Linked DNA regions of Homo sapiens: region 2 is linked to region 1. A link is a loop called in an ENCODE intact Hi-C map of the cell type or tissue named here. Cell type or tissue: natural killer cell. All regions are shown on one strand. Each heading gives the region's core, and the rest is flanking DNA. Links, peaks and the distances in the headings are about the cores only.

Region 1 (9,474 bases), core at 586-8,585:
CAGTGACAACAAGTGGCATGTTATTCAATTCAAATTCACAGGGGAGTATCTGGACCTAACAGTAGATGAAAAAAAGGTAAGGAAGTCACTGCCTTTGCAAAGCAAACATTTGTATCTGAAGGAGCCCTTTTTGTGGGAGGTCTTGATAACCAAATGTGGGAAGAAGTAAAGAGGTTAGAACTTGCCTCTGTGCCTGGGAAATTTGCTCGAGGAACCTCTTTCAAAGGGTGCTTAAGAAGCTTGGAAGCCAATTCAGAAAAGAGAGCGTTAAGGGATGCCCTTGTTTTCAAAGATATTCCTGTTGTTGTAAAACTGAGAGTGTTGATAACACAAATCCTTCCATAACAGCGATAGAAAATCTGCATCAGTCAGAAGTTTTCCTTTCCACTGCCGTCCCTGAGGTCATCAAGCCTTTTCTTCAAGATGAGAGTAGCGATTTCTTGGTTTTGAATAACTTGCAGGTCCAAGAAGGTGGACCTTACTGAAACAAAGGCACATGAAACTGGATGTGAAATTTAAGGATTTGGGTATCCATCATTCTCAAATACTATTTAAAATAGAGGGAAGGCCTATTCATGGGTTCCTTCAATTAAATGTACCACCTGAGCAAGTAATGGAGACAGCTTTTACCATGTTAGACTTATGGCAAGGAAAAGTTTGATATGTCCATGATGGTTCAGAAGAACCTATGGATTATTTTACATTTTTGGTTTCTCCCAATAGCAAGAAAGAAATGCCATTATATCTGCAAGAACGTGTTCCACATGTGTTTAACATTATTGTCATTCCAGTCAATGATCCCCCATACCTTAAGGTACCAGAAGGAAACTTGCTTCTTCTATTTGAGAACTCTAAGAAACAACTGACCCCAAGTATGATAGACATGTCAGACCCTGACACAGATTCTTTGAGTCTTTGTATTTCAGTTCTTGGCAACTTCAATTCAGATGCTGGGGTTTTAGAAAATGCAAGTGATCCCGGGAATGCCATTAATCATTTTACACATGAAGATTTAAGAGATGGCAACATTTTCTATGTGCACAGGGGTCATCGAAACTCTCAGATTGTTCTGAGAGCAAGTGATGGAGAGCTGGTTAGTAATACAGCAGTGGTGTGGAACATGGCTGTTTCTTGGGACTTTGCAGTGGCCGTTAGAACTGGTGTGGTTGTAGAACAGGGTGGCACTCCTCTGATTACATGGAGTAACTTGTCAGTGGAGGTTAATGGTGAATGGCATGAGATGGAGACCCGCTCTGACATCACTCATCCACCTCAGTATGGCCAGATTCAGCGGTGAGGGTCAAGTGGGAAATGGAAACAAGTTAGTACCTTTTCTCAGTGTTCTGTTGATTGGAGTCGGGTCCAGTACTATAGTACATTGAAAGAATTGCAGCTAGAAAATGTTACAGATCATTTTAAATGTAAAGTTAACATAGAAGGAAAAGTCAGTGAAGAGCTGATATTTCCAGTTACAACACAATGGCTGAAGTTTATCCTGAAAAATGTTCCTCTAGAGATGAGTCAACTAAACAAGAACATATTGAATTCTGATCATTTGCAGGCTGCAACAGAGGGTGTGGAAGTAGCTGAGAGGGAACTACATTTTAAGTTATTGATCCCATCTAAGAAAGGAAAATTGGTACTTGGCAATAAAGTTCTAAAAACAAACTCAATTTTCAGCCAAAAAAATATTACAGACTCTAAGATAAGTTATGAACCTCAGGAGAGGCCAAGGGAAGACTCACAGGATACTTTTAGGTTTTTGGTTGTTGCAAAATACATAGACTCAAAAGATTATACTTTCAGAATCAACTTTAAAGCAGATAAGACATACTTTATTTTAACTAACAGAGGATTATTTGTAAAAGAAGGAGAAGGAAAATTAATTACAAAATCAGAACTATTTGTTCAAATTTTGGACAATCAGATCTTCCAATATAAAATCTCCAAGGGCCCTCAACATGGGAAGCTGAAACTGCTTAACTTGTCTGATTCTCTGGAAAGTAATGACAATATCACTATGTTCACAAATCAAGAGAGAGTGAGTGAACAGGTGATCTATGTTCATGATGACTCTGAGACTGAGTCTGATGAGTTCTTTTTTGTGGCCTTCACCAAAGGACCAGGGGGGAGCAGTCAGGGATCTTGACTCACAGCATTCATCTATGGAAATAAAAGTCACACTTTCCGTTGGGTTAAAGAATGATGAGAAACCAGTACGCATGATAGATAAGGTCTTTCATGTTGTGCGGAATGGCCAGCGCTTATTGACCCTGGCAGATCTCTGTTACCATAACCCTGACTTAGATTTTGATAATGGGCAGTTGCTGTACACCCAGCGGGGCATCCCAAATGGGGATTTAGTGTGAGCCAGAGACCCCACTCAGAAACTCTACCAGTTCAGGCAAGAAGACCTGCAGGAAGGGCACGTGCTTTTCAGGCATCAGGGTGCAGACTTGGATCGCTTCGTGCTGTTTGTGACAGATGGTGTCCACTACACATCATCTCTTCTCAAGGCCAGTGTGTCAGACCCTTATGTCCAGATAGCCAACAACACGGGGCTGCTCATACAGAGAGGAAAGGATGGCAGCCTCACAGTGGCCAACCTAAGTGTCACCACAAACCAAAATGTCAGAACAGACCACAAGATTGAATTCCACATTGTGCAGGGCCTAAAGCATGGCAGGATCCTGGTCAATCATTCTGTTTCCCACTCATTTTCTCAGGATGACTTGTTGATGTGTGATTTATAGGCACGATGGCAGTGATGACTTTGATGTATTCAACCTGAGAGTGAAAGTTAAAGCCACATACTTAGAGGTGAGAGTGGGTGTCTATGTTCAAGTGTGCTTGGAAGGTCACCCACATCACACGCAGGTTCTGCACATCGAGACTCTAGTAGTTGAAGAAAGAAAACCAGTAAAACTGAATACAGGAAGGCTCCAGGTAGGTAATTATCCTATCCACAGCACTAAGAATTCTCATTCTTACAGGTGCTAATAATCTGTTTGCTTCTGAAAGCTATTTTTGTGTTGATTTCTCCCCTGGTATCAGGAGTGAATTTTTAAAAATATAGATGCCATTGAGAAGAAAACTTGGAAAGTTTCATGATTTTGATGCTACCAATTTTCCTACAGTTGGAAATGGAATGTAAGCAATGCTCAGGCTTATTTTAAAGTTGGGCTCACATGTGCATACATGTGCATCATATATATGTTTAGTACAGTAAAAACTTGGACTAAGGGAGAGAGGTATATATTATGGTAAATTAAGAGATCTTTTATTCATTATCCATAGCAACACTGCCAATATTTCATTTGATCTGAGTTATATTTATGATGTGCTGAATGAAGCACAGTATAAAAACTTGGAGTAATTTAACAAATGTAAGAAACATTCCTAAGATACCAGCAAATACTATATTATATAGTTTGTTTAGGTCTGAATGTGGCCTTGTTTAGTATCCTGAAAGTGATGGTTAAAACTAGCCTAGACCAGTGGAATGTCAGAGGTGAGACCAAAAATCACCTGGTTTTCTGGGCCTCGTACTGGAAACTTCCAGCAGGCACAGCCATGCTGATCAGAGTTTGGAAGGGGTGTTCTTTTTTAGGGTAATGCTGTGTAGGGTGTGGGATGTGTAAGCTGCGATTTATAACAACTGGCCACAAATGCAGGCTATTCTGAATCTACCCTCGGGACTGCAAACAAGTTTGCTTTTTTGCTAGATGCAGCCAATAAAATTAAGTAAAAATGAATTCAAATCAGAATGGGTTAAATACTTTTGAATAAGACTTTGAATAGTGAGTTTGGAATAAGAACCAGCTTTTTTGTTCTTTTTCAAGAGCTTATATTTAAGTTTCACCACAAGGGGGCATATGCAGTCCAATGACTATACATCAGTTATAATCAGATTTGAGATGGAGTTCCCGGAATAAAAAAATACGTATTGAAAGTGCTGAGCGAGTTCAAATGGGGGATGATAACTTTCCTCTCAAGGTCTTACAAGTTTACTGACCCAACTGCTGCGTCTTCTACCATCTTGTATTCCTTCTCCTTACACTACCATTTTATTTCTTTCACCTCAACCTTGGAGTCCTGGGTTTTTTTGCTGCTGTGAATGACACTTGGTTAATACATTAGTAGCTACTTAGGTGTTGCTGACCATTACTTTTTTTTGTGACCAGGGCCAATATTAAAAATATTGGCATGGGCACCAAAACAGACTCAGGCTTAAACTGTGTATCAACCCTAAGTACAACTTAAGCCAATTGTGGATGTTAATATAAGACAATGTGGTTTTCAACAGTCTTCACTTCTACATTTATTAATGTTTTTCTTTTTGTGTCTATATATGGTGTGTGTGAACTCAAGGCTGGGCATGAAGATAATATTCCTTCAGAGGCAGTGTTCATAGTCGGAACTCCACCAATGCATGGATACCTCCAAAAATTTATACCAGAAGAAGGCAGCTTGGGTGCAGATGAAAAGTCCCTTTGACTTTCACACAACCGGATGTGGAGGATGGCAATATCCTTTATGTGCAGACATCCCCCAACCAAGAACAGGACTGTTTTTCCCTGGATGTGATGAATGGTTTCCAAGTTGTGAGCAGAGTCGAAATCTTGGTGGACACCACGCCTAAGTGGATTTTTCTGCAGGTACAGAATTTCACAGTTCAAGAAGGTGGCTCCAGAGAACTTCTAGAAGACTACCTCAAAATTCCAAGTAAATATTTTGAGGGATTTGACTGTGAATTTGTTCTACTTATTAAACCACTGAAACACAGTTATGTTAAAAGTTCTAATTTTCCAAGAGGAAAGCTAATAAAATTTATTGGGAAACAGGTAATAACTCTCAGTTTATGTAATTGGGAATGTTGGGTAGGAGAAAAAAATGGCTATTTATTATTTAGATTTATGGGTATGATGGTGTGTCTAGCATTGGTGGGTTCTTGGTCTCACTGACTTCAAGAATGAAGCCACGGACCCTCGGGTGAGTGTTACAGCTCTACAGCTCTTAAGGTGGCGCATCTGGAGTTTGTTCCTTCTGACCTTCGGATGTGTTCGGAGTTTCTTCCTTCTGGTTGGTTCGTGGTCTCGCTGGCTCAGGAGTGAAGCTGCAGACCTTCGCAGTGAGTGTTACAGCTCTTAAGGTGGCGCGTCTGGAGTTGTTCATTCCTCCCAGAGGGCTCGTGGTCTCGCTGGCTTCAGAAGTGAAGCTGCGGACTTTCACGGTGAGTGTTATAGCTCATGAAAGCAGTGTGGACCCAAAGAGTGAGCAGTAGCAAGATTTATTGCAAAGAGCGAAAGAACAAAGCTTCCACAGGGTGGAAGGGGACCCGAGCGGGTTGCCACTGCTGGCTCGGGCAGCCTGCTTTTATTCTCTTATCTGGCCCCACCCGCGTCCTGCTGACTGGTAGATCCGAGTGGTCTGTTTTGACAGGGCACTGATTGGTGCATTTACAATCCCTGAGCTAGACATAAAGGTTCTCCACATCCCCATCAGATCAGTTAGATACAGAGTATGGACACAAAGGTTCTCCAAGGCCCACCAGAGCAGCTAGATACAGTGTCGACTGGTGCACTCACAAACCCTGAGCTAGACACAGGGTGCTGATTGGTGTGTTTACAAACCTTGAGCTAGATAGAGTGCTGATTGGTGTATTTACAATCCCTGAGCTAGACATAAAGGTTCTCCAAGGCCCCACCAGAGCAGCTAGATACAGAGTGTCCATTGGTGCGTTTAGAAACCCTGAGCTAGACACAGGGTGCTGATTGGTGCGTTTACAAACCTTGAGCTAGATACAGAGTGCCGATTGGTGTATTTATAATCCCTGAGCTAGACATAAGGATTCTCCACCTCCCTACCAGACTCAGGAGCCCAACTGGCTTCACCCAGTGGATACCACACCCGCGCTGCCGGTGGAGCTGCCTGCCAGTCCCGTGCCATGCGCCCGCACTCCTCAGCCCTTGGGTGGTCGATGGGAGTGGGTGCTGTGGAGCAGGGGGCGGCTCTCATCGAGGAGGCTTGGGCCGCACAGGAGCCCATGGAGGGGGTGGGAGGCTCAGGCATGGCGGGCTGCAGGTCCCGAGCCCTGCCCCGCGGGAAGGCAGCTAAAGCCCGGTGAGAAATCGAGCGCAGCGCTGGCGGGCTGGCACTGCTGGGGGACCCAGTACACCCTCCGCAGCCGCCGGCCCGGGTGCTAAGCCCCTCATTGCCCGGGGCCGGCAGGGCCGGCCGGCTGCTCCGAGTGCCGGGCCGCCAAGCCCACGCCCACCCGGAACTCCAGCTGGCCCGCAAGCACCGCGCACAGCCCAGGTTCCCGCTCGCGCCTCTCCCTCCACACCTCCCTGAAAGCTGAGGGAGCCGGCTCTGGCCTTAGCCAGCCCAGAAAGGGGCTCCCACAGTGCAGCGGTGGACTGATGGGCTCCACAAGTGCCGCCAAAGTGGGAGCCCAGGCAGAGGAGGCGCCAAGAGCGAGCGAGGGCTGTGAGGACTGCCAGCACGCTGTCACCTCTCAATGGGACCTTGGAGGGTGTCTAGTCCACCTCCCAACAGATGCTAGAAGCCCTTCCACAGTATTCCTATAGAAAGGTTATCTAGCCAGTGCTTAAACATCTTCAGTGATAGGGAACTTACTACTTGCTGAGATGAGCCCTTCCAATGTAAATACGCTCCAATTTTTAGATAGTTATTTAGGCTGAGCTGAAATCTGCCATTTAAAAACTTTTTCTCCTAGGCGCTGGCTCTAGTACCCCAGATTTATTCTGTACCAGAGGTACCTCTGGTACAGAATAAAACATATGCCTCCTAGATTCATTCATAGTATGATTCTCCTAGAATCATACTATTCTGGTACAGAATAAATCATACCCATCCTTTCATGAAAGCTTTTTAAGTATTTGAAAGAAAAGATGATCAGATTTCCTTGAATTTTATCTTTCTTAGGTTAAACATCCCTAGCTTTCCAGCTTTTGCTTCTATGCCATGGGTTTCCTGCACGATCCTGGTTGCCCAGTTCTAGATGAGTGCCACATTGTCACTGGCCCTGTCAGCAATATCGGGGTAATGCCCAGGTATTTAACACAAGTATGCTTTAATCATTGGTGGATTTTTTTATTCATTCATTTTCTCATTCAACCAACAGATGCTTACATGGTACGTTTTCCATATCATACCCTATGATGAACATAAGCTCTCGAAAGTTAAAATAGTCCAGGCCCTGCAATCAGGGAGCTGGGTACAATTGCCAATTTGGCATCCAATCAGCATAAAATAACCAAGGACAACTCCGGGCTGCTGTCACGTTTCTTTACTTTGGGTTAGAATGGTCTTATTGTTAGACTTTACTTTCTTATCATGAATGAAAGAATGATTTCCACTACTTTCTTTTTAAATGTTGAAAAGTAACTTGCAGGTCCCCATCATTTCCTTTATAAGACCCTAGGAACATACACTCTCCAGGTTGGAAACCATTAACAACCACCTACCATTTTAGAGTGTCTTTGTCTAGTCAGCTAGGAACACATGTTTGATGCTTCATTTGCTTCTAAGAATTTCAACTCATCCATTGATTTGAATCAATTTACTAAACATCTTGTTCGAGTTACTGTGTGCAGTTACCATGGTCAGTAAAACATATTTCTCGCCCTCAAGAAATACTGCTGAGCAATCAGAGGCACCAGGTTTAATATAAGGTGCACTCTTCTTGCCTCTCACGTGGCATTTTCACAGTGGTATGGTGGGAATAAAGATTCTAACTGAAAAGCATGAGGAAACCTTCACAGAGGAAATAATGTTTCAGCTAGACTTTGAGGAGAGAGTGAAAGAGCAGGGAGATAACAGAGGAGGAAACAGAGAAAAGCAGGGCAAGCAAAGGGAACAGCATGGCCAAGGGCATTCTAGAGGGATGGGGAGTTGTCCAGGAGGTGGAGGAGTGGCAGAGTGTACTTGGAGCTAATCTGTGGAGGAGTCCTCCCCTTTGACCACAGGAGATGTAACCTGAATTACACGTCAAGGGGGCTAGACTTAACCAGGGGATTTGGGGAGCCCTGGGGAGAATCAGAGAATGCTGAGGGTTGGAAAAGACCTTAGACATCAGTGCTTCTCAGCGGGGGTCCCAGGGAAGGTGACACTTTAGTGACCTCATGCAGGTGGGGTCCCAGGGAAGGTGATGCTTTAGTGACCTCATGCAGGTGTCTTTCAGTCATGGCTTCTCCCTCAAAGGCTGGACAAACCATCTAAGACCATTTCAAACCTGCTCTGCTGTGAGTTGAATTGAATACCTCTCTAAAAATAGTTTGTAAATTGTAGCCCTATCTTCTGAGCACTAAATTTTGGTCCGATCCTGGTCAATTCAGTGGTTAATTGTGTTGTGTAAGAGGCGTGTATTTAAGAATGACTGGTTGAAACGTATGTGTCGAGATGCAGGTGTTCCCTGTGCATCTGCTGTGACAACATGCTGTTTATGTTATCATGTAGCCTTATTCACAGAGAAGAGTCAAAGTCATGGGTCCCTGATTTCGAGGCGACCCCTTCACATTGTCTCTCCCTAGATGACTCCTGGGGTCACTAAGTTTTGAGACATGGTCATTTTCACTTACAGTGACTCTAACCTCTAAAAACTAGTGGCTGCAGCCTTTAGTGACTTGGAGAGGGAGATTCCCTGGCCATTCTTGCCCTTCATTCATTCAGCAAATAGTTTTTGAATATCTATTTTGTGTCAGGGATGCCAGTTCTAGGTACTGGGGATAAATTGGTGAACTAACCAGGTGATAATCCCAGCCCATAGGGAGCATTTTTCCTGATGAGGGAAAGAGAGAGGCAGGAAGAAACAATAAATAAAATAAATACATGAAATAAATGGCATGTTGAATGATTTGTGCTATGGAGAAAAATAAAGCAGGAAAGGGAGCTAGGAAGTGCTGGGATCTTTAATGGAGTGTGTGTGTGTATTGACGTTCAATTTCTAATAGAGTGGTGAAGGAAGGCACCGTTGAGAAAGCAGCATTTGAGCAGACCCCGGAGGAGGTGATGGATAGGTGAGCTAAGTGTATATTGGAAAAACATTCAGGCAGAAGGAAGAGCAAGAGCAACAGCTTTGTGTGGGGAGCATGCCTGGTGTGTCCGAGGAGCAGCAAGTCATCCAGTGTGGCTGGTGCTGCAGGCGTGGTGGGGAGCACAGCAGATGAGTCAGCAGATCAGGTGTGGGAGGGCCCGAGGCTTCACCTTTGACCTGGAGTAAGGAGTGAGAGGGGAGCACTGGGGGATGAGAAGGTGTGAGCAGAGGAGCGCCAAAGATGTCCCTGAACGGAGTTGGTGACAGGGGACCAAATACTTTTGAATCTGTCAAGATTTTCCATTAGTTTGTTGTATCCTTTAATTTCAGGCCAGCAGGTATTGTTCTGGTTTTAGAAGTCTAGGGATAGACAAATCCCCAACATACCCTCTCTTTGCCTTCAGATTAATATTATT
Region 2 (9,474 bases), core at 1,013-9,012, 430 kb after region 1:
AACTTTATTAGGCAGGAATTTCCTCATCCTAATAAGCCTGGGAGCGCTATGGGAGACTGGGGCTTATTTCATCCCTTATCTACAACCGTTAAGAAAAAAAAAAAAAAAAAAAACAGACGTTCCCAAAGTGGCCATTTCAGAGGCCTCCCCTTAGGGATGCATTCTCTTTCTCAGGGATGTTCCTTGCTGAGAAAAAGAATTCAGTGATATTTCTCCTATTTGCTTTTGAAAGAAGAGAAATATGGCTCTGTTCCGCCCGGCCCACAGGCAGCCAGACTTTAAGGTTATCTCCCTTGTCCCCTGAACATCACTGTTATCCTGTTCTTTTTTCAAGGTGCCCAGATTTCATATTGTTTAAACAATTTGTGCAGTTAACACAATCATCACAGGATCCTGAGGTGACATTCATCCTCAGCTTACAAAGATGATGGGATTAAGAGATTAAAGTAAAGACAGACACAGGAAATCACAAGAGTATTGATTGGGGAAATGATAAGTGTCCATGAAATCTTCACAATTTATGTTCAGAGATTGCAGTAAAGACAGGAGTAAAAAGTTATAAAAGTATTAATTTGGGGAACTCATAAATGTCCATGAAATCTTCACAATTTACGTTCTTCTGCCATGGCTTCAGCCGGTCCCTCCATTCGGGGTCCTTGACTTCCCGCAACAGTGATCAATATATATAATGTTTCTGTTGGTTTCTCCAAAACATAAGCAGTCTGGACACTCGAAAAGTAATTTGTTGTCTATCAAAAACTGCAATCCCACTTTGGGAGGCCGAGATGGGTGGATCGCTTGAGCCTAGGAGTTTGAGACCAGCCTGGGCAACATGGCGAAACCCCATCTCTACAAAAAAATAAACCAAAAAAAATAACTAGGTGTGGTGGCATGCATCTGCAGTCCCAGCTACCCGGGGGGCTGAGGTGAGAGGATCACTTGACCGACGAGTCAAAGGTTGCAGTGAGCCAAGATTGCACCACTGCACTCCAGCCTGGGTGACAGAGTGAGACCCTGTCTCAAAAACAAAACAAAAACTATAATCCTTTTTCTCAGCTAATCTTTAGAATTTTCATGAAAAAGCATATAAAGCTACTTTTCTGGGGAAATACAGGTTACTGAAACACAGACGGTACATAAATGGAATAAAATATAAAGTTTTAGACACAGAAAAATGTTTTTTACTCTGTCACTGAGTGTTTGGTGCAGGGTTTCCACCCCTCAAAATAGAACCAATACAAGCATCTGTCTTTGGTCCATTTTAACATTCCTTTATGAAGAGATGGTTTCTATGCTATCATAAGCTCCTTTAAGTTGCAGGCAAAAAAGAAAGGCATGACATGTTAGTTTCAGACTTAAAAGAAGCAGAGATGTTCTCAGGATCTGTACTGGGCTGTAAACCTAATTCCAGATGTAGTGTGATGTGGTGTCTGAAAGTGAAGCCAAGAGGGGCTTTCTGGTTTATGTGATAACTGCCCTCTGGTGGGAGAGGCTAGAATTTTACTGATGAAAGACTGGTTCTTTAATAATAACTGAGATTCTAAACAAATAATTCTTATTCTTCTTGTCTTTTGACTTTATTTTCCAAATAAAGATCCCCATATACTGAGTCCATTTCACTATTTGGTCTGACTAGCTTTTAAATTACTTGTATTATATGGGGTGGGAGGTGGCAGGCTTGGGGAAACAAAAATTTCTTTAATGCCTAGAATCTTATTCCCTATTTGGAAAATTTTTGAAGGGTAAACGTTGAACCCAGGCTTTCTGATTGGAAGCTACAAAGCACAAATTATGCTGGTTCTTTCTACATGCATATTCTGAAAGAGGCATCTTATTAGTATGATGAAAGAAACCTTTTTTAAGGGACATAAAGACCTAAATTTGAATCCTCACTCTGCCTTTCACCATCTGCTTGATCTAGGGCAAGTCACGATCTCCCTAAGCCTTCATTTCTTCTTCACCAGTAAAATAAGGAAAATATGTGTATCTCTTAGGTTGCTTTGAGTGTTAGAAAAGAGACGTAAAACAGTAGAGCCTGGCACATAGTAAATGTTCAATACATGTTAGATATTATTATTTATAGTATGTAACAGGATGCAAACTCTTTGGAGAAAAAGCTGACCCACTTCAATTCCATTATGGCTATTTTTAAAAGAATAGCATGTAGCATTGCCCACATTTCTTTAAATATTAGTCAAAGCCATGGCAAATATTAGATGTTACTGGATAACTACACAAGCCACAATTTCTACACAGATGAGGTTCAGACCAAGCTAGCACTTGGGAAGGAATGCACTAAGACTTCCCTATCACACTAGAATTACCTTTATCAGCTGTGATCAAATGATATTTATTCTTTTTCTGCAATTTACTTTTAAGCCCTTTGGTGATATTAACATTACTTTTTAGTTGCTGAGCTACTAAGCTTGAGAAACTCAAGTCTGCTTTTTAACCTGAGGGAAATTCCAAGGAAATACTTGCTATGGCTTGCTCAGAAGTGGTTCTTGGGGCTTTAGGAGTTATTTTTCCACAACATAGTTTAACTGAGAGATCAGATAAGGACGTCAAGATAAAGAAAATGTAGAATTGGAGATACTAGGGCAGAGAGTAGAGGGAAGAACTGGCAATCAAAGGCAAAGGTAGGAGACAGGAGTCCTAATGAGTCTCCTAACACCGGGTAGATGACCAAAACCTCCATGAACCCCACTTCTCAGCTGGAAAATAGGGCAAGGGACTGAACTACATTTACAAAGTCCCTTCCAGGTTAAAAAAAAATGAAGAAAAAAGAAAAAATCCACTTGAGTATCATGTTAATTACACATAGCCTGCCAAAGTGTTCTCAAAAACATTATCATTTTATTCTGTGTGCACCCACTCCCCAGCCCCAGCAACTCCCTTTCCATTCATTTCATACCACCAGCCAGGGTTGCCTTTTCTCCAGCACTAAAGACTGGCAGAGGGGCAGGTGATTCAGAAGCACTTTGTTTTTTCTTTGAGACAGGGTCTCACTCTGTTACCCAGGGTGGAGCGCAGTGGCACAATCACAACTCACTGCAGCCTTGACCTCCTGGGGTCAGGTGATCCTCCTGCCTCAACCTTCCAAGTAGCTGGGACCACAGGTGTGTACCACCATGCCCGGCTAATTTTCTTTTTTATTATTTATAGAGACCAGGTCTCACTATGTTGCCCAGACTGGTCTCAAACTCCTGGGCTCAAGTAATCCTCCCTCCTTGTCCTCCCAAAGTGCTGGGATTATATAAATGAGCCACTATGCCTGGCCCATAAGCACATTTTTATCTGAGGACCCTGCCATCAGATATGAGGAGTTAATTAATTGGAGGGAAGGCATTTGTCCTTGGGATGTTATAAGGGAGATTCTTGTCATTTCCCCACACTCTTGAAAAACCCATCTTGTATGCCCCCTTGACTGAAAGCCTGATCCAATAGCACTATGGCCCTGGCATGCGGCCCCAACCCCTGTCCAGTGAGTGGACCCAGGGCGGACCCTTGACCGGAGATTTGGAATTGAGATTCTGAGACTTTAGGCCCTTATTGGGGCATGAATTAGGTGTGCATTAGGCCCTTTAACTGAGGTCTGCATGGAGTTCAGGCGGCTATTTCCTGCCATAGGAAGGCCAAAGCAGGGCAGACCACACCAGCCTTCATGTTGGCCTCACTGTCCTGGCTCTGTAGCGAGCAGCAGAAACAGGGCATCCCACAGCTTCGGGGAGAATAGTTGCCTTAGAACTAGGAATTGCCCAGAAACCAAAAAATTGCCAAGAGCCAATTCCCAAGCCATTATCTGCCCCTGTGCTCTGGGAAGTAACACTTATATCACTGGGATACAGTTCTGTTTATTTCTAAAGCTGGACTGAATAGGTTTCTGTTAGCCTTTAAAGAGCAAATACATACTGGCAGAAGAGCATGAAGAAATTTATTCTCGTGCTCAAACCCCAAAAAGCTCATGACTTGAAGTAATAACCCTCAAATAAAGACATTTCAGACACCAAGATGAGCTATTGGAAACATATTTTAGGGCTGAAGGGTCTTCTTGGGGTCCTTTAAGTCCACAGGCAGCTTCCTGTGCTATCTTCCTGGTTTCGGTGGGAATTCTAGAGGAACATGCTTGGGCAGGCTCTTTATGTCCTTTGCAAAGCAAACAGGAACTAAGATCTAAGATCTCATACATGAAAAGAAGTGAAACTCAAGGTGGTATTTTTATAGCCTAGACTTTGAAAAAGCTGTCTTTGGAGGCCCTTCTGGAGGAAGAATGAAGGCTCATGCAGCTGATGCAATCTGCTCCATGCTCACAGCCCATCTGCTATTCGGGGTTTTTGTTTTTTGATTTTTGCTTTCTTTGTCATTCCACTGTTTGAGATACGATCTCGCTCTGTTGCCCAGGGTGGAGTACAGAAGCACAGTCACTCCGTGCTACAGTAGCACAGAGGCTCACTGCAACCTCAAACTCCTGCGCTCAAGTGATCCTCATTCCTCAGCCTCCCAAAGAGCTAGGATTCACCACACCCGGCCCCATCTGCTGTTCAAGTCTCAATGACAGGTGGCCTTGCGTGATGATCAAGAACATAAGATACGGTCACCTGGGTTCAAATCCTGACTCCACTCTCAACCTGGACAAGTTACTGAATGCCCACCTCGCTGTGTTCTTTTAAGATCAAAAGAGACCATGTATGGAGTATCCAGTGGGTTCCAGACACTATTCTGCATAGTTTTACATGAAAATGAAAGCTAGCATGTATGCACGTAGAGTACCTTAGCTTATTGATCACAAGAGGAGTTAGAGAGACCACTAAGAAACTGGGGCTTGTGGGGTGTGGACACATGCACAACCCATGCGTGGTCCTACGATTCTAGTACCCAGGACCAGCAATGAAGGGAGTTAATTAAAATTCATTTTAGAAACTCACAACCTGCAACAATTTCTCAGTAACAATCAAATTAAAAACCCTAATGATGTGTTTACCACTACAGATGCTCCTCGACTTAGGGGTTATGTTCTGATAAACCCAGCATAACTTAGATATATCATAAGCCAAAAATGCGCTTAGTATATCTAACCTACCAAACATCATAGCTTAGCCTAGCCTAGCTTAAATGTGTTCAGAACACTTACATTAGCCTGCAGGTAAGCTAAATCAGCTAAATCAACACAAAGCCTATTTTATAGTAGAGTGTTAAATATCTCATGTAAGAATATCATACCACATATAGCTTGCCTGGGAAAAGATCAAAATTAAGCTGGGTATGGTGGCTGGAACTTGTAATCCCAGCTACTTGAGAGGCTAGGTCAGGAGGATTGCTTGAAGTAAGGAGTTTGAGATCAGCCTGAGCAACATAGTGAGACCCTATTTCTTTTTTATAAAAAGGAAAAAAACCCACAAAATTTAAAATATGGTTTCTACTAAATGTGTATCAATTTTGTACTATCATAAAGTCAAAAAATCGTAAGTTGAAGTTGAAAAATCATGAGTCTGGGACTGTCTGTATATGTGTCAGACAGGGGTCCTCACAGTGGAATATTCTGATGATGTATTTTTCTAAGCCCCAAAGCAAGATGTACTATCCAGTGGCAATCTCATTGGCTTTATAGATGGAAAGATGCAAAGTCAACAGGCATGTCTCCTACAGTGAAATATTATGTCCGAACGCTAGCACAGAGTAAACACTTAAGTGTTTATTTCTTTCCCTTCCTTCTACAAAACATTAACTTAACCGTGTCACCATCTAGGGTTGCAACAATCTAGCCATCTCTTAACTACCTCCTTGTGATAATATCTTGGTAGTTACAGCATGTGCTTTTATGAAATGTATTACCTTCATTTCTTACAACACTGTACAACACTTCTACTGACCTCTAGAGAACTATAGACTTTTATACTTTCCGACCTCTAGAGAACTATAGACTTTTAGACTTTACTGCCTTCAAGACTGCATCTTCCGCAACCAACTTATCCTTACAACTTCACCGCATGCCTCTTCCCCTTCCTACCTTCCCTGCAAACAAGCCTGTGTGCACACACTTGACCTTTACCTGCTGAGACTTTTTTCTAGATTTCCAAAAGGCCATCCCTTTCAAGCTTTCATGCGTTTGCATTTGCAGTTCCTTTTTCTGTATGGAAAATTCCTGTCAGACTATACTGTTTCCTCTTCTGAGAAGCCTTCCCCAACTCAATCAGATAGAGCTAATCACCTCACCCTCTATGCTTGCAAAATGCTTTTAGGTTATCCACAAAGCTGTTCTGTTCCAGGTCACTGTTCCTGACCTCTGAGGCAGGGACAGGATCTTATACCATCTTGGAAATAACTGCTTTCGAGGAGACTTGAATGTGTCAGTCATGTTCCCAGCAGGGAATACGGCATCTGCAAACTGAGAAATTGAAGAAGGGTTCAAAATATAGACTATTTACAAAGGTGGGCAGAATCTAGGAGAAACACAGGGATAATGCAGTGTCTCCAGGGCCAGCAAGAGCAGGGAGTTTTGGCCTGAAGAAGCCAAAGAGAGAAGGTAGCCACTTGAACCCATAGTAAGAAATATATATAGAGAGGGGTCCACATAGCAGGACCAGAAACCCTTTGCAGAGAGAAATAGACAACCCCCTGTGGACTGACAGGTGAGGAGTTGAGAATATACTCTGACCTCATGCTCTACCTGCTGCTTTCCATTGGCCAAGCCCATCAGGAACCTGTGGCAACGGGCCCATTGATGTAATCCTTATGGCTAGTCTCCCTGAGCACAGAGCAGAGGGAGAGTAGCTTGGGAGGGTCAACGGGAGACAGCCAGCACTGTATGCATAGTGACAAGTTTTTTGCACACTATATAAATGCTCAAACAGTAGCTTTTAGACCCAGCAGTAATAAATCAACCACATATTAGAGATATTTAGCAAAATGATCCCAAGGTGGGTTCCCTGGGCAGCGGACTCGAGATGGTTACCAGCATGCAGGAGACACATTTGGGGTCAGCTCCTGTGGGAGAGAAGGGAATGAAATCTGTCTCGCTGTTTCTCTGTCCAAATGACCCAAGGGTCTCAATCAGAAAAGATTCCAGCCTTGAATCCCAATGATGAAATGTATTTACCCTGGTCCTTTTCTGGGCCCCAAAATAACAGTCATTTGGGGTCCTCCATTTTTATCACCCCCCAAAAAAACCCCCATACATATTACTAGTTTCCCCATTTCCCTACCACCACCCTACATAAATGCCCACATTCTCCACACTTGCCAGCACAAATGGAGTGGAGCATGCATTCTCAATAAGGGAAATATCAGCCCCTACGGGGCAAAAATTGTCCTGGCAGGGTGGGGCGGGGTGAAAGAATGTAGTTATTACATAGTACAAGAAAAGATGTACAGAGTATCTGGGAGAGTGAAATTTCATGAACTGAGGGGTGGGAGGGATGAAACTTGGGGGGAAAAAAGTCTAAGATGGCACACAATGCCACCTGAAAATTTCATTGTGACTGCATAGCACTTCCCAGTGACCCAGCAGGCACAAGCAACACTTCCAGCTGCAGCTTCAGGCATCATCTGCAGGACCTCCCAGGTGTCTGAGTGACAAAGCTTTCCTCTGTTGTACTCCCCTGAATAGGTGCTTATGAGGCCAAACCATAACACACAACATTGTAGCCAATGTGAAGGGGCTAAAACTGACCAAACCTTTCACCTGACCTCATTAAACCCTGGACTCTTGCTTTTAGACACCCCAAAAGATGTACCAGGCTCACCTGATATCTTCCATGCCTCAAACTTGGAATAAGCCATTACCGCTAAGGAGCCCAGGATCTTTTTAATGGGGAACGGTACTAAGAGACCTCAATCTATGGGCTAGGGCCATTTCTATGAACTGCAGTGGAATATATACACACTAATTTTAGAACATTTTCATCACCCCCAAAAGAAAACCTTATACATATTACCAGTCATTCCCCATTTCCTCACCATCACCCTACATGAATTTTTATTTCAGTTTTGGATTGTTTTGATTTGTTGAATGTGGCGTGAATGAACACAGCCTAGTTTTAGAATGAGTTTGTTTCTGGGAGAATTGCAGGGTGACATAAAAGAGGACACAACACAATTCATTGCTGCCCAGGGGCCATTATCACTTACTACCCATTGCTGTCTGACCTATCAGAAGAATGTGCTCTTCACTGAATAAAAGGCAGCACGAGGTAAATAGCTTTGGAGTATCTTCCCAGCTCACACGGCCCTTCCTTAAGTGAACTACTCCTACCTTCTCAACCACACCAGTGGACCCCCAGAAGCTACTTTATACAACATGGAATCATGCCCCTGGCCACAGTTGATAATACCAGGGTTGAACATCCCATCCAAGTTAGGCCAGAGCTCTTCCTTGGTAATTTAGAGAATCCAAAGGGAAGAGACTGTTAGAGAGAAGAGGTAAGATAGAAGAGAAGAAGATTTTTTCAGTTTTCCAGCACTTAAACTGAGTCCATTTGTGGTAGGCAGAATTCTAAGAGTCCAGCCCTGGTATAGACCTGTATAATACCTACCCTTGACAGTGGAAGGATCTGCAAATATGAAACATCACTCCTATAACTTACTATGTTATATATATACATATATTTTTGAGACAGAGTCTCACACTGTTGCCCAGGCTAGAGTGCAATGGCACGATCTCCGCTCACTGCAACCTCTGCCTCCCAGGTTCAAGCAATTCTCCTGCCTCAGCCTCCCGAGTAGCTGGGGTTACAGGTGGCTGCCACCACGCCCGGCTAATTTTTTGTATTTTTAGTAGAGATGAGGTTTCACTATGTTGGCCAGGCTGGTCTCAAACTCCTGACCTTGTGATCCACCTGCCTCAGCCTCCCAAAGTGCTGGGATTATAGGCATGAGCCACCATGCCTGGCCAACTTACTATGTTATATGACAAAAGGTGTGTTCTAGATGTAATGAAGGCCTTAAATCAGTTGATTTGGAGTTAAAAGGAATATAATCCTCACTGAACTTCACTTAATGGGGTGAAAACCTTTAAAAAGCAGCAGAGAGAGTCTCTTAACTGCTCAAGAAAGAAAGCAAACAGCCCTGGGTGACTGTCTGTGGAGAGAAGTGGCCTGCAGGAGTGGAGGCCTCAGTCCTGTGACCTCAAGGAACTGCATTCTGCCCACAAACAAGCTGAATGAGCTTGGAAGAGGGCCCTGAGCTCCAAGTGAGAACCAGCCCCCGCTGACACATGCAATGCAGCCTTGAAGAGACTGTGAGATTATAAATTTGTGTTCTTCTCAAGCCATTACGCTTTTGGCAATTTGTTACACAGCAATGTGTAATAATATGCCATTCCCAAAGCCTCATTGGGTTGGGTTCAAAAAAACCAAACAGCTGAACATGCTTCCTCACTAAATTCTTCACTTTTTACCTGAGCTAGTTAACAGTAGTTTATTTCAACCGGAAAGTCCTAATATGGTTTTTGGTACATTATTCCAAAGAAAGAATAAT

The links. Hi-C counts contacts between places; a loop is a spot of excess contacts. Peaks named below come from ENCODE experiments on the same cell type or tissue, not always from the same donor. Only the 100,000 strongest peaks of a DNase experiment are listed, where the experiment ranks them.
Region 2: it touches region 1 in a loop (5-fold over the local background); 9 of 110 quality-filtered maps call a loop at or near these places.

Annotation. Positions count from the first base shown.
Region 1 is chr5:54,861,942-54,871,415 of GRCh38, reverse strand. It overlaps the pseudogene CSPG4BP. Among named protein-coding and RNA genes, the nearest start is that of ESM1, 120 kb to the left of the region's middle. In natural killer cell, for the core only: CTCF peaks have their summits at 3,632 and 3,831 (motif pointing right); a DNase peak (open chromatin) is centred at 3,875.
Region 2 is chr5:54,435,457-54,444,930 of GRCh38, reverse strand. No RefSeq gene overlaps it. Among named protein-coding and RNA genes, the nearest start is that of HSPB3, 16 kb to the left of the region's middle. RefSeq lists enhancers at 4,111-4,170, 4,447-4,948. In natural killer cell, for the core only: no CTCF peak of the experiment used is centred there; DNase peaks (open chromatin) are centred at 1,470 and 4,320.